Regions from separate parts of the Homo sapiens genome. Here region 1 is linked to region 2. The links are chromatin contacts, found by Hi-C or POLR2A ChIA-PET in ENCODE. All regions are on one chromosome and are shown on one strand. Each heading gives the region's core, a stretch centred on a gene start or an enhancer-like site at or near the end of the contact. The rest is flanking DNA. Distances are from core to core; before and after follow the strand shown. Region 1 overlaps THSD4 (thrombospondin type 1 domain containing 4). Region 2 overlaps THSD4 (thrombospondin type 1 domain containing 4).

Evidence for each region. A loop is a pair of places that touch in the nucleus more often than their neighbours do. ChIA-PET counts read pairs that join two places held with the same protein, here RNA polymerase II (POLR2A). Pooled maps may share reads with other maps.
Region 1: a loop to region 2 is called in a map of endothelial cell of umbilical vein, with 9 times the contacts of the local background. The contact joins two enhancer-like sites. A Hi-C loop is called at or near these places in 5 of 168 maps with a recorded cell type or tissue (GM12878, MCF 10A, PC-3 and 2 more) and 2 of 50 pooled maps. POLR2A ChIA-PET finds 5 or more read pairs at or near these places in 5 of 52 experiments (A549, AG04449, AG04450 and 2 more).

Annotation. Positions count from the first base shown.
Region 1 is chr15:71,291,824-71,297,840 of GRCh38, forward strand. All of the region lies in intron 6 of THSD4 (thrombospondin type 1 domain containing 4), which reads left to right. It overlaps LOC124903520 (a long non-coding RNA gene), which reads right to left. Exons shown (of 2, transcript XR_007064700.1): 1 at 3,336-6,017; 2 at 1-3,096. Among named protein-coding and RNA genes, the nearest start is that of THSD4-AS1, 110 kb to the left of the region's middle. RefSeq lists an enhancer at 3,038-4,237 and a silencer at 3,487-3,781. Within about 2 kb of position 3,313, at least 17 of the 41 ENCODE cell types and tissues checked have a DNase peak (open chromatin) inside an H3K27ac peak, as active enhancers do; they include PC-3 and endothelial cell of umbilical vein, where a contact is called at or near this core.
Region 2 is chr15:71,236,158-71,242,547 of GRCh38, forward strand. The region is part of intron 4 of THSD4 (thrombospondin type 1 domain containing 4); the gene reads left to right. Among named protein-coding and RNA genes, the nearest start is that of THSD4-AS1, 50 kb to the left of the region's middle. Within about 2 kb of position 1,619, at least 8 of the 41 ENCODE cell types and tissues checked have a DNase peak (open chromatin) inside an H3K27ac peak, as active enhancers do; they include PC-3 and endothelial cell of umbilical vein, where a contact is called at or near this core.

The sequences.
Region 1 (6,017 bases), core at 2,063-4,562, 57 kb after region 2:
TTTTGCTTTTTCTTGGAGGCCTCCTACCCTTAGTCTTCCACCCTCCTACTCCAGTCTGGACTAGTTGTGTTCTAGGCTGGGAGCATAGCTAGCATCCTCTATTGTGGTGGCCCCTGTCTACCACATCCTGCTTTCTTGGTTACTGAAAGCACATCCTCTAATAGCTTCTCAAGAAAGGGTGCGAGGGAAGTATTGTTTTAGCTTCTGCATATCTAAAATGTGTTGATTGCACCCTAGACTTGACATAATTAAACCAGTTTTGGAAATCAGTGTTGGAAATCATTTGTTTCTTAGAGTTCTGAAGGTATTCCACCATTGTCTTCCAGCATTCTGCTTGTGGTAAGACCAATGCCATCCTGATGCTCTTTGTTTTGTGTGTGATTGAATTTTGCCTCTGGATGCTTTTCAGGTCTTCGGTTGATTTCTGGCATTCCGGTACGTTGTGATGAGGTATCTCGGGGAGGGCCTTTGAATATCCATTGTCTCCTATGCATCCCTTTTGATGAACCCTTTCAAGGTAGAAACTCATGCTTGTGTAGTTTCTTCCAATATTTCTTTGATACTTTCCTTCTTTGTATATTCTCTGTTCTTTATTTCTGGAATGCTGTTTTGGACAGCATCTCAAATTTCCTTGTCTTTCCTATTTTCTGTTTTTATTTTTGGTTCTCCTTTCTGTGGTATTTGCTCGACTGTCTTCTAAATTCTCTGTTGAATTCTTTAATTTTTATGACCATGTAATTTCTAAGACCTTTCTAGTTTCTGATTATTTCCTTCACATAGCATTCTGTTCTTGTTTCATGGATGCACTATCTTAACATACTTTAATTAACATTCTTTAAGAATATAACAGGATTTTTTTTTTTTTTTTTTTGAGACGGAGTCTTGCTCTGTCGCCCAGGCTGGAGCACAGTGGTGCGATCTCAGCTCACTGCAAGCTCCGCCTCCCGGGTTCACACCATTCTCCTGCCTCAGCCTCCCGAGTAGCTGGGACTACAGGCACCCACCACCACGCCCGGCTGATTTTTTGTATTTTTAGTAGAGACAGGGTTTCACTGTGTTAGCCAGGATGGTCTTGATCTCCTGACCTTGTGATCCGCCCATCTTGGCCTCCCAAAGTGCTGGGATTACGGGCATGAGCCACCGCACCTGGCCAAATATAACAGGACTTTTGAAGTTCTTTTTATTTTCCCTGCCTATCCCCTCACCTCCAAGTTCTTTTTGTGTTTGTGTTAACCCTGCCTTTCTTGTCAGGGGCTTTCCCCAGATGGCTGTCAGCTTTTAGAGTATATCCATATTGGACAGGTCGAAAGTTCTACGTGCATGTGCTGCAGATGCCCTGTGCCGTGCAGCTCAGCATGCATAGGTGGGGTAGTTGGTTGATGAGCTTTTCTTTAGGAGAACAGATTTTGAGCTATCTTTTTTTGTTGGAACCCTGCACACAACTGTCATTATGTAGATGGTTTTCCTCTCAGGTGGTTGGTTTTCTCCAGAGAAGAACCCTTGAATCTCCTGCCTGTGGAGGTGGACGTGTGGTTGGTGTTCTGGGTGCCCCTTGCCCTGAGCTCTGTTCTCCATGGTGCCTGTTTCCTGGGTCTGCAGCCCCTTCTCAGTTTCTCTGAAGAGTAAACCTCTCCCCTGCTTGGGGAGGAGCATGGGGGTTACGTAGTAGCCTGGCTGCATAACATGGGCTTAGTAGCTCAGTTTTCCATCATGAACCAGAGCCTCATCTTTCATGGTTCCTGTGCCTCCGAGGGCTGGGCTACTGGGGTGTCTGTCAGTCCAGATGGCTTTGTTCTCAAGTTTCCTCCACAGTGGATATGAATGTTTGCAACTTACACTCAATTACAACGCTTTCCTCTACTTTTCTCCAAGTTTGCTGAAATCTTTATTTGTGGATATCTCCTCTCTTTTTGCTTTGTCCTCATAGGTTAAAACGTTTTAAAATTCCCTAACAGTAGGAAATTTAGTAGGGTTTTGGAAGGGAGAGGAGGTGTAAGATGGTCACTCTTCCATGTTTAACTGGAAGTGGAAAGTCTAGGCTTTTGCTTCAGGCCTGGGAGGTGCACATGAAACAGTCCCTCCCAGTGGCTGCCTGGGGGGTCCCTGAAGGGTGTGAGACCACCGTGAATCCTGGGGCAGGGCACTTGCAGTACATGTGCTATGTGTTTGCTAGTATTGTTTTAGATGTTTGATCTCCTAGCCTTTGCTTTTCTTTGTATTTTTCCTGCTTTAGTCCATTTCCCTTCTAGCTCCTTCTGTTCTCATTTATCTTCTGCTGCTGCTTGGAGTTACATTTTCAGCAAGTCTGTAACACCTCTCTGAACCAAAGGCTCTCAAGTTCATCTTTCTTTCTCCAAGCCTACGCCTGTGCTGCTGTCATGAGTGGCGAGCTTCTGTTTCTTCTGTCTTCTTGTCAGTCCCAAGTGCCCTTTTACAGAGAATGCCTGTTTTTCACTGTCTAGCTCAGTTACCAGGAGTCCCTGTGAATGACACCCACAGGTCCCTCAAAGAAGTCAGATTTCTCTTGGACCTGATAAAGCAAACAAAATGTGACCCAAGCAGGCTGAGTTGGACGGGTCCCTTCTTACCTTCGCCCTCTGCCATGTTGACATTCTTATCTGATGGCACAGGCTGGGAGTTCAGGATCCACTTAGATGGGGTCCGTTCAGGGGATACCAGCGTTCACATTTTTCCTTTTAAGAAAGGGTCTTGGCCTGAATGTTCCCCATCCGGACACAGGCTGCATGTCTCTGTGAGTGTCAAAGCTGCCATGACCATCTCGGTAACCTACTCTTACTCCACAATGTCTATATTCACTGCAGGGCTCTATGATTAGTCCATAATGTAAATGCCTGGCCCAAGACGTATGGCCTGAGTTTATCCAAGGCCCAAACGATTACCAAACATTCCTCTTAGATAGAAGACAGATTTCTTTCCCTTGGCAAAGATCTTCTACTAAGATATGTTACAGGATGTTTTACATTCTCTTGGTCTTATAATAACACCACGCCCAATCCAGTATTTGATGCGTCGGTGGTCACTCGGAAGGTTGTTATTTTAAAAATACTTATTGTTCTCAGTCTGCAGTTCTCACAGCTGTAAAAAAAAAAAAAAAAAATACAGTCTTGTTTCCACCTTTCCAGAGTTTTATGGCACCTGGGAACTGGGATCAAGCTGGGACTGGGTCCAAGATTGGGGTGGGTGAGTGGCGCTTGCGTCAGGGAATGTGAGTGCCCTGCAGGCTGGAAGGGATGCTCTGGTTGTAGCCTTAAGATAAACAGATTGGGCTGGACATCTGTGGTTTCAGATTAGGCAGGAAGGAAATCATCTCCTACCTGGATTACTCAATATCTTCCTTACTGGTCCTGCAGTGATCCTGGGAGGGTGATATGATCGGCTTTGTTTACAGATGGATGAACCAGATGAGTCCCTAGGAAGTGAAGTGACTGGCCCAGGATCACGATGAACTCTCAAGGCCAAGTTTGAACCCAGGCCTTCTGACTCCAAGCCTGTAGTCCTTTCACTGGCCTACAGCTGCTTCCTGAGCCCCTTTCCTGGTTCAGTCAGGCAAAACAAACCAGCTTCCTGCGAGTTAAGGGGGAAAAGGGTTTAATGGGGACTGACTCATTGAGATTGGCAGTCCCCTTTGGTTAATTTCATCAGGTCATCTCCTAGCGTTCCATTTCCTTTTGTGGAGACACAGATCAGAGGCAATCTGGCTCTGTATGAACTCACTTTGTGACTCTGGGTGAATCATTTCCCTCTCTGGGTTTCAGGTTCCTCATTGCACAGTAAGTATATTGGAATTCAGTGGTTCTCAAATCTGCTGGAACGTCAGAATCACCTGGGGACATTTTCTTTAAAAAAAAAAAGCCAGCTCTATTGAGTCACATTTTACAATCAATGAGTTTTAGTAAGTTTACCAAGTTGTGCAACTATCAGCATAAATCAGTATTAGAACATTTTTATCATGTCAGTAATATCCCCATCCACTCCCACTCCCTGCCCTAGGCAACAAGTAAGCTATGTACTTTCTGCCCCTGTAGATTTACCTTTTCTGGATGTTTCACATAAATAGAATCATGCACTGTGTGGTCTCTTGCATCTGGCTTCTGTTACTTAATATAACATACTTGAGGTTCATTAATACTGTAGCATGTATTGATAGCCTATTCCTTTCTATTGCTCAATAATATGGCAATTGTATGATATGTCACATGTTATTTATCTACTTATCAGTTGATGGATATTTGATCCAGTTGATGAGTCATGAATGATGCTGCTTAGAACATTCATGGACACATTTTTGTGAGGGCGTATGTTTTCATTTCTCTTGCGTATATACCTAGAAGTGGAATTACTGGGTCAAATGGTAACTCTTATGTGTAACTTTTCAGGAAATAGCCAAACTGTTTCCCAAAGTGTCTGTACCATTTTACATTCCCATCAACAATAGATAAGGGTTACCCTCTGGAGAGCTTTTTAAAAATTGTCATTTCTGTGCCCTACCCACCTGAGGTCTGGCATGGGGCCCAGGAATCTGCATTTTATGAGCTCCCCAGGTAATTCAGATACATCTGGTTCGTGGATATGTGTTTCGGCCCACTAAGACCGGATGACCTCTGAAGCCTCCCTAAGGCCTGTTGTCTCTATTAGTCTGTGCCTCTCGGGCAAGACGCACCTTCCTGCCAAGTCTCTCTGGGTGTTTGTCTTTGGATCAGAGAATCAGTACGCAGAGCAGGGCTGAGGGAGTTGGCCAAGCAGCGTGCATAACTCTGCGCAGCACCTGTCCTGCATTATCCTCCACACTGGCCAAGGCTTTGTGTCCCTGGCTTCATGGACATAAAATTTTATCACAGGTTTTTATGTGTTATCACATTGTAAAAGTGCCATAAAATCAAGGGTCCAGTTTTCAGTGCATCTGAAAACGTCGTATTCCTTTAAGTTATAATCTTGGTTGCAGTCATTTTGGTAACTTGTTGAGAAGCCTCATCCCGACCCTGCCATTTATTAGCTATAACTAGATTTTTAATTGCTCCGAGCCTCTGTTTTCTCATCTGCAAAATGAGATTAATAACATCGACATCATGAAGTCTCTTGAAAGGATTAAATGAGATAACCTGTGAAATGCTACTGTAATGGACCTCAGTGCTCTTTTCTTTCTTTTGGCTGTTTCTGCCCCATCCCTGCTTCCATTATTATACATCTTTTCATGAGCTTATTGCCCATTTATATGTCTTCTATTGTTTTTAATGAGGTGAAATTCACATAGCATAATATTAACCCATTTCCTTCACATCCTTGTTATTTATTTTTTTTTAATTATATCCATCCTAGTAGTGGGTGTGAAGTGGTATTCATTGTGGTTCTGATTTGCATTTCTTGAATGGCTAATGATGTTGAGCTTCTTTTCATGTTTTTGTGTGCTTATTGGCCATTCATATATCTTATTTGCAGAAAAATATTTATTCAAGTCCTTTGCTCTCCTCTTCTTTTTTTTGTTTGTTTGTTTGTTTGTTTGTTTGTTTCTGAGACGGAATCTCGCTCTGTAACCCAGACTGGAGTGCAGTGGCGCAATCTCAGCTCACTGCAACCTCTGCCTCCCAGGTTCAAGTGATTCTCCTGCCCCAGCCTCCTGAGTAGCTGGGATTACAGGCACGTGCCCCCATGCCTGGCTAATTTTTGTATTCTTAGTAGAGACAGGGTTTCACCATGTTGGTCAGGCTGGTCTTGAACTCCTGACCTTGTGATCCGCCTGCCTTGGCCTCCCAAAGTGCTGGGATTACAGACGTGAGCTACCACGCTCGGCCTTTTCCTCCTCCTTTTTAAAGACAGTAGGGTGGTCTCACTATGTTGCCCAGGCTGGATTCCACCTTCTGGACTTAAGCAATCCTTCCACCTCAGCCTCTCAAGTAGCTGGGACTACAGCTGCACACGACTGCACCCTGCTCTTTTGCCTATTTTTAAATTGGGTTGTATGTCTTTTTGTTGTTCAGTTTTGAGAGTTTTTTTGTGTG
Region 2 (6,390 bases), core at 369-2,868:
TCTAAGGGAAAACAAGATGGAAATAAACACGGAGAGCCTAAGAAACACAAAACAGCCTGGCTCCGGAGGGCGGGGCTCTCACTCTGCCCACTCCCCTCTGTCCTGGAAACTGAGAGGAGGTAGGAAGCCCCCCTATAGCTGCAGGCTGCTGACAGCTTTGCCTGGGTGGCTTTCCAGCTCTGACAGCTCTTGAGCTCTTAATTCTTCACTCCTTTTGAAAATAAAGGCTGAGTCTTAGCCCCTGCTGGGTCCCTCTCCATTCTGAGGACCTGTCTCTTCTCTAGGTGTTTGATACCAGAAATGCTCTCACACAATAGATGAGACTTCTGTTCCTACATAGAAGGAGGTGGCTTTGTCCTCAGGGCCATAATAGTTTAACAGTCTTTTAATAAGATATAATAATTCATATAACAGAAATTAAACAGGCACAATAATGATGAGGGGAGATTTTTCTCCCTTTGGCAATAGTGGTTTGAGCCATTCGTTTGTTATTTCAGCTTTTCTAGGGTCAATTAACTGAGCACCTATTATGTGCTAGTCATTGTAGTAGGCTATAGGGATATAAGAAATAAGGCATAGTCCCTGCCCTGAAGGAGCCTGCAGCCTGGTCAACTAAGGCAGGTGTGCAAACAATAAGCATAATAGAAGATTGTGCTGTGACAGCTACATGAGGCCCAGTGGAAGGACAAAAGAGAAGGGCATCAGTTCTTTGAAGGAGAGGGTTGGAGGGCGGTTTGGACCAGGAAAAACTTCATTGACACCAAAATGCTTCCGTTGAATCCTGAAGGGTGACTAGGTCATTATTTTGGGAAACGATGCTGGAGAAAGCAGCTGAGGAGGAGGAAACAGCATAGGTCAAAACATGGAGAATAAAGTCCCTTGGCCTACTGAGGAGGTACAAGTGGTGTGGGTGGTCCATGCAGGGCCAGGGCTGACAAGAGATGCAGCAGGAGCCAGGCTGTGTAGGTTGAGTGGGTAAGCCAAGGAGTTTGGGTGGAATGCAGAGAGAAGGGGTGGGTGGAAGAGCCAGCCGTCTTCAGGGGATGGTGGTACTTGGGAGTAAGACAGAACAGTGGTTCTCACTGTGGCCCACAGACCAAGAGCATCATCATCATCTGAGAACTTGTTAAAAATGCAGATTCTCAGGCCGTGCCCTAGACCAATGGAATCGGAGTTTTTGCAGGTGGGGCTTCACAGTCTTTTGTAACAAGTCTTCTAGGTGAGTCTGATGCTTGTTCAAGTTTAAGGACTACTGAGATAGAGAATATGGGAAGAGCTAGAGGGGCATCAGTTTTGTGGAGGAAAGATGGTCAATCCGGACTTGAGTGTGTTGACTTCGAAGTGACACGTGGAGCTATCAAAGTGCAGTCCCAGGACCCACCACATCAGCTTCATCTGGGAGCTTGTTACAAATGAAGCAGAGGCCTGTGCTAGACCCGCTGAAGCAGAAGCTGGATTTTAGTGAGACCCCCGGGTGACTTATGTGCACTTTTCAGGCTCTAGTCTGGAGGTTAGCTAGGCACATGGGGTTGATGCTCGGGAGAGGGATCTTGGCAGGAAACAGAAAGGCGGGAGTTGTCAGTTCCAGGTGATGATTGCAGATGACACATTTCCAGGGTGAGTGTGTAGGGAGGGAGACTGGATGGAGTGACTTTGCTTGAGTCATGCTGACTGCTTAGCATTATCTTTGTAGAGCTGTGGAAGATCACACATAACCAGCCCTGGATGGCAGCCAGCCTGTTGTAAGGAAAACATGCTGTTTGCAGCCATTATCTCAACAACTATTATAGCAACAGCAATTTTCCCAGACGCCCGTTGGATGAACTGGGCCTGGAACCTGGACTTAGAACCCTTACTGTGCACTGTCATGTTCTTCTCATAGAGCCCTACTTTATGGTGGTGTGGGGGCGGGGTGGGGGTGTTCCATGTACTTACGTTGTCAGGGCTGGAAATGTGAACAAGTGGAAAAAAAAATCACACATGATGCTCAATAGGCACTCATAGAAGTTGCTCAATAAAGGTTTGTTAAATATTGTTGAAACAAATCATTAAAAATTGCTTTCAGATTTAAAAAATGCATTTCTATCAGTAAGTTCAATTTGACTTTACAACATCCTTGTAAGTAAACATGCTTTCTTAAAAAAAACTTTATTGAGATATAACTTACATACCGTAAAAATCACCATTTAAAAATACTATGTAACTCAATAGTTTTTGGTATATTTACAAGGTTGTGTGACTATCACGACTATCTAATTGCAGAACAGTTCCATCATCCTAAAAAGACACTCCATCCCTTTAGCAGTCACTCTCTTTTCCCCTCTCTCCCCAATCCCTGGAAACCACTCTCTGTCTCTATGGATTTGCCTATTCTAGACATTCTATAGAAATGGAATCATATGTGTCTGGCTTCTTTCACTTCTTTCACTTAGAATATTTTGTAGGTTTATCTATGTTACAGTATATATCAGCACTTATGGCTGAATAATAATCCACTCTGTGGGTATACCAATGTTTTATTTCTCTCTACATCAGTTGATAGGCATTTGGGTTGTTTCTGCATTTTTGGCTATTATGAATAATGTAGCTATGAACATTCATGTATAAGTTTATATACAAATGTATGTTTTCATTTCTCTTGGGCATATACCTAGGACTGCAATTGCTAGGTCTTGTGGTAACACTACATTTAGTCTTTTGAGGAGCTCCGAGATAGTTTTCCAAAGTGACTACACCATTTTACCTACCCACTAGGAATGTATGAGGTTACCAATTTATCTTTCCCAACACACTATTATCTGTCTTTTTTGAGTATAGCCATCCTAGTGAACATGAAATGGTCATGCTCTCATTTTACAGCTAAGAAAACTGAAGGTGCATTATTTGCCAAAGTTGGTAGAGCTATTAAATAGCCAAACTAGAGCTTTTCTTACATAAAGGCAAATACTTGTATGATGCATACTCTGTGTGAAGCATTAGGTCATTTGCTCTTAAGTCATTTAATCTTTGTAACTATCTATAACAAAGGTACTATTATTGTGTTTATTTGTAAATGAATACAAGGCCAGAACTGGGCTTGGAGTGCAGCTAGGGAGGTTCTTAGGGTGCAACATTTAAGAAGACATTACTCTCAGGTTCCTACCAGCACTTCCACGACCCTGACTGTTATCTCCTTAAATATTGCATCCTAGTTGCTTCACTGGCCTCATCTTAATCCTGGTCCTGTTTGAAGAAACTGAGGCATACAAAGATTGGGTAACTTACCCAAAGTTTCCAAACTAGCAAGTAGCAGAGCTGGGATTCAAACCCCAGAAAGCTGGCCTCAGGGTCCATGTCGTGAACCACTAGCCTACACTGACTCCCACATCTCTGATCTGCAAACTGTGCCTTTTCCATTTCTTTCTCAAGACATAACTTTCAGAAATTAGCCAGTGCTTTGACAAGTGGAGCACCTAAAGTAAAATCCCAGAGATGGGTTCTGGGGAGACTAAGCCGAACTACTCAACAGCTCCCCTGGGCGCCTACCACATGATTCTCCTGAAGGAGTTTACTGGCCACACAGATCGCCTCGCCACATCTGTACTTATCATAGCTCTGCATAAATCTCCCCAGTTCCGTGGAGGCCCCCCTGCAAGCGGCCAGATGGACTCTGTCCTGTTGGAGAAGAGGCCATTCAGACCCGTCAGGATTATTAGCTCTGACCAGCTGTAAGGAAAACAAACGTTCTCCTGGCCAAGCCAGAATGAATCTGCCACTTGTCCAAATGTTCTGAGTCAAATACCTAGAAATCAGATCTCTCATAAACACACCCAATTTGGTAGCTCATGCTCTTTGGTCTTTTAGAATTAACTGGTCATTTGCATTCATTTCGTCACCTTTCCAATGCTGTTGCTCTGTCATTGGGTTTTGAATGGTTCTCCAATTTAGGCAGAGCTTCCCACAAGGCAATATGAATACAAAAATATACATTGGTGCTTGTATATTTTACCCCCTCAGGCCTTTGGGAAGATGTTTACACAAGTCATCAGCCAACAGCAGGTTCTTCTTCTGCTCCCCAAGAGGAAGCTCAAGTCAGTTTTGGTTCATCAGTGCTGAGTGAGCTCCAGCAGGGCAGCCTGTCCCGGGCCAGCAGATCTTTTGTATCTGCCTCAAACTCAGAGGTTTTTGGTTTGAATTTCATTGCCATTTTTCCTTCATTAAAAATGGTAATTTGCAGTGTTGAATTTTCACCCTTTTGTTTGGAATTTCTATTTTATTCTATGACTGATTATCAAAGCTGTGGGTCTGTGGACCAGCAGCATTGGCATCTCCCAGGAGCTTGTTGGAAATGCAGACTCTCAGGCTGCACCCTAGATGTCCTAGATCCAGAATTTGCAACTTAACAAGATCCCAGGTGATGCCTGTGAACACTCAAGTTTGAGAAGTGCTATTCCACATGTCCATTTCTCTGTTACCTTCAGCTAGGGTCTCCATTCAGTACTTACTTTGAGGCTAAAATTTTTTGGTAGACTTTCAGATCTTAAAAAAACACACATACGCAGAAATTCTTTCCTTTGCCTTTGCATGATGTCATTCATTTTACCTGGCCTGCCACAAGAAAGAAAAAGGCAAATTATATCCAAGTTTTATATATATGTGTATACACACACACACACACACACACACACACACACACACACACATATATACATATATATGACTAACTTCTTAATTGCATCTCTTAAAACCCCCATCGTTAACAGAGTCCCAAGTGTTGCCAAGATTAATTGAGAAAGACCTAAATGCAAAATAAACACTGTGGCGTGGTTTAATTCCATATCAGCTAAGAATGAAGGTGCAATTAGTAATAAAGATGTTAATAATTAGTTGTGGTCTATTAAATTTTATGTTCAGTAATTATGTGGAGAGTGAAGAAAGAATTTTCTCATGAGGGCAGAAATCAATGTTTCACCTTGATTGCTATTTTAATGTGCTTATTTTAATGGGGCCATCCTGTAGAAACCCTTGGGCACATTTCCAATTTTACGTAAATGTAGAATTAATTATTATGGAAGCATATAATTTTAGAGTTGGAGCGACCTTGGCGGTCATTTAATCCAGCTCAGTCATCTTAAAAGTAAGTAAGAGTTAGTTGACTTACTTAAGTCCTTCCACAGAGATTTGGAACCTGCGCTCCTCAACTCTAATGCCAGTGAAGGCGAAACCTTTTCTGATCCCTTCAGACAGAAGTGCTTTTTCTTGCCTCAGAATTTCCCAAAGCAACATTTATTGTATGGCCTCTAAGGCCCTTACCCCGCCCTGCATTGTGATCTAGTTGCTTTCAGTTGTAAGGTTGGGGTCTTGAAAACTATGGATGATTAATTTTTGTATTTCTTCATCATTGCTAACTCTGTGTTTTGCAAAGAGTAGTTGCACAATAAATATTCATGCAGTGGTGTTCTGGAGCTGGTTTTTACCTGCTCACCAGAGCTCACTGTGTCTTCACATTGGTAGCTTGATATCAGCCATGATGGAAGTATTTACACCATAGGAGTGGGCAAATGCTACAAATCAGGGCTTCTACCCTGTCCTGCCCACGTCCCCCGCCCCACCCCACCTCAGGGCAGTGGGTCTTTACAAAAATCTAAAGATCTAAACCAGGCTTGTCCAACCCATGGCCCATGGGCGTCATGTGGCCCAGGATGGCTTTGAATGCAGCCCAACACAAATTCGTAAACTTTCTTAAAACATTATGAGATTTTTTTTTGCAATATATTTTTTTAGCTCATCAACTGTCATTAGTGTTACTGTATTTTATGTGTGACCCAAGACAATTCTTCTAAACCAATGTGAAGATGGCCATTTACCCATTGCTTTGCCTGGGCTACTTCAAGAGTGGTGAAGGAGCCAAGTATTTAACGCCCTTGAATATTTTCAGGATTAAAGTCAGTGCAAGTGAGGCCTTGGGACTGCACTAGAATTTGGTTGCTTATCTAAGTTCCATTACGTAGAAAAGCTCTTTGAGTATGAATAGTGAAGGAAACAGGGTCTGAAATATCACAGTTAGTTGAAGGAGCAAAAAATACATGATTAGAAAAAAAAAGTGAACAGGAAAGTTTCCTGTGGCTGAAATTGCAATCATATGTTTGTACTTCTCTGAAAACCTTCAGTGGCTCCCAGTGACCTACAAAAATGCCCAGACTCTTTGCATAAAAATTACACGCTGACCATAGTTTACTGTTCTAATCTCATTTCCAACCACTTGCATCATCCACTGTTCATCCTCTGTTGATTCCCTCTTTCATTCTACTTTCCAACTTCTGTGGAGCCTCTGTTCCAGCCTCCATGATGGTGCCTTCTAAAATGCGTTCCCCCTGCTTCCCAGTTCTACCATAGACCCTTTCCCAAGCT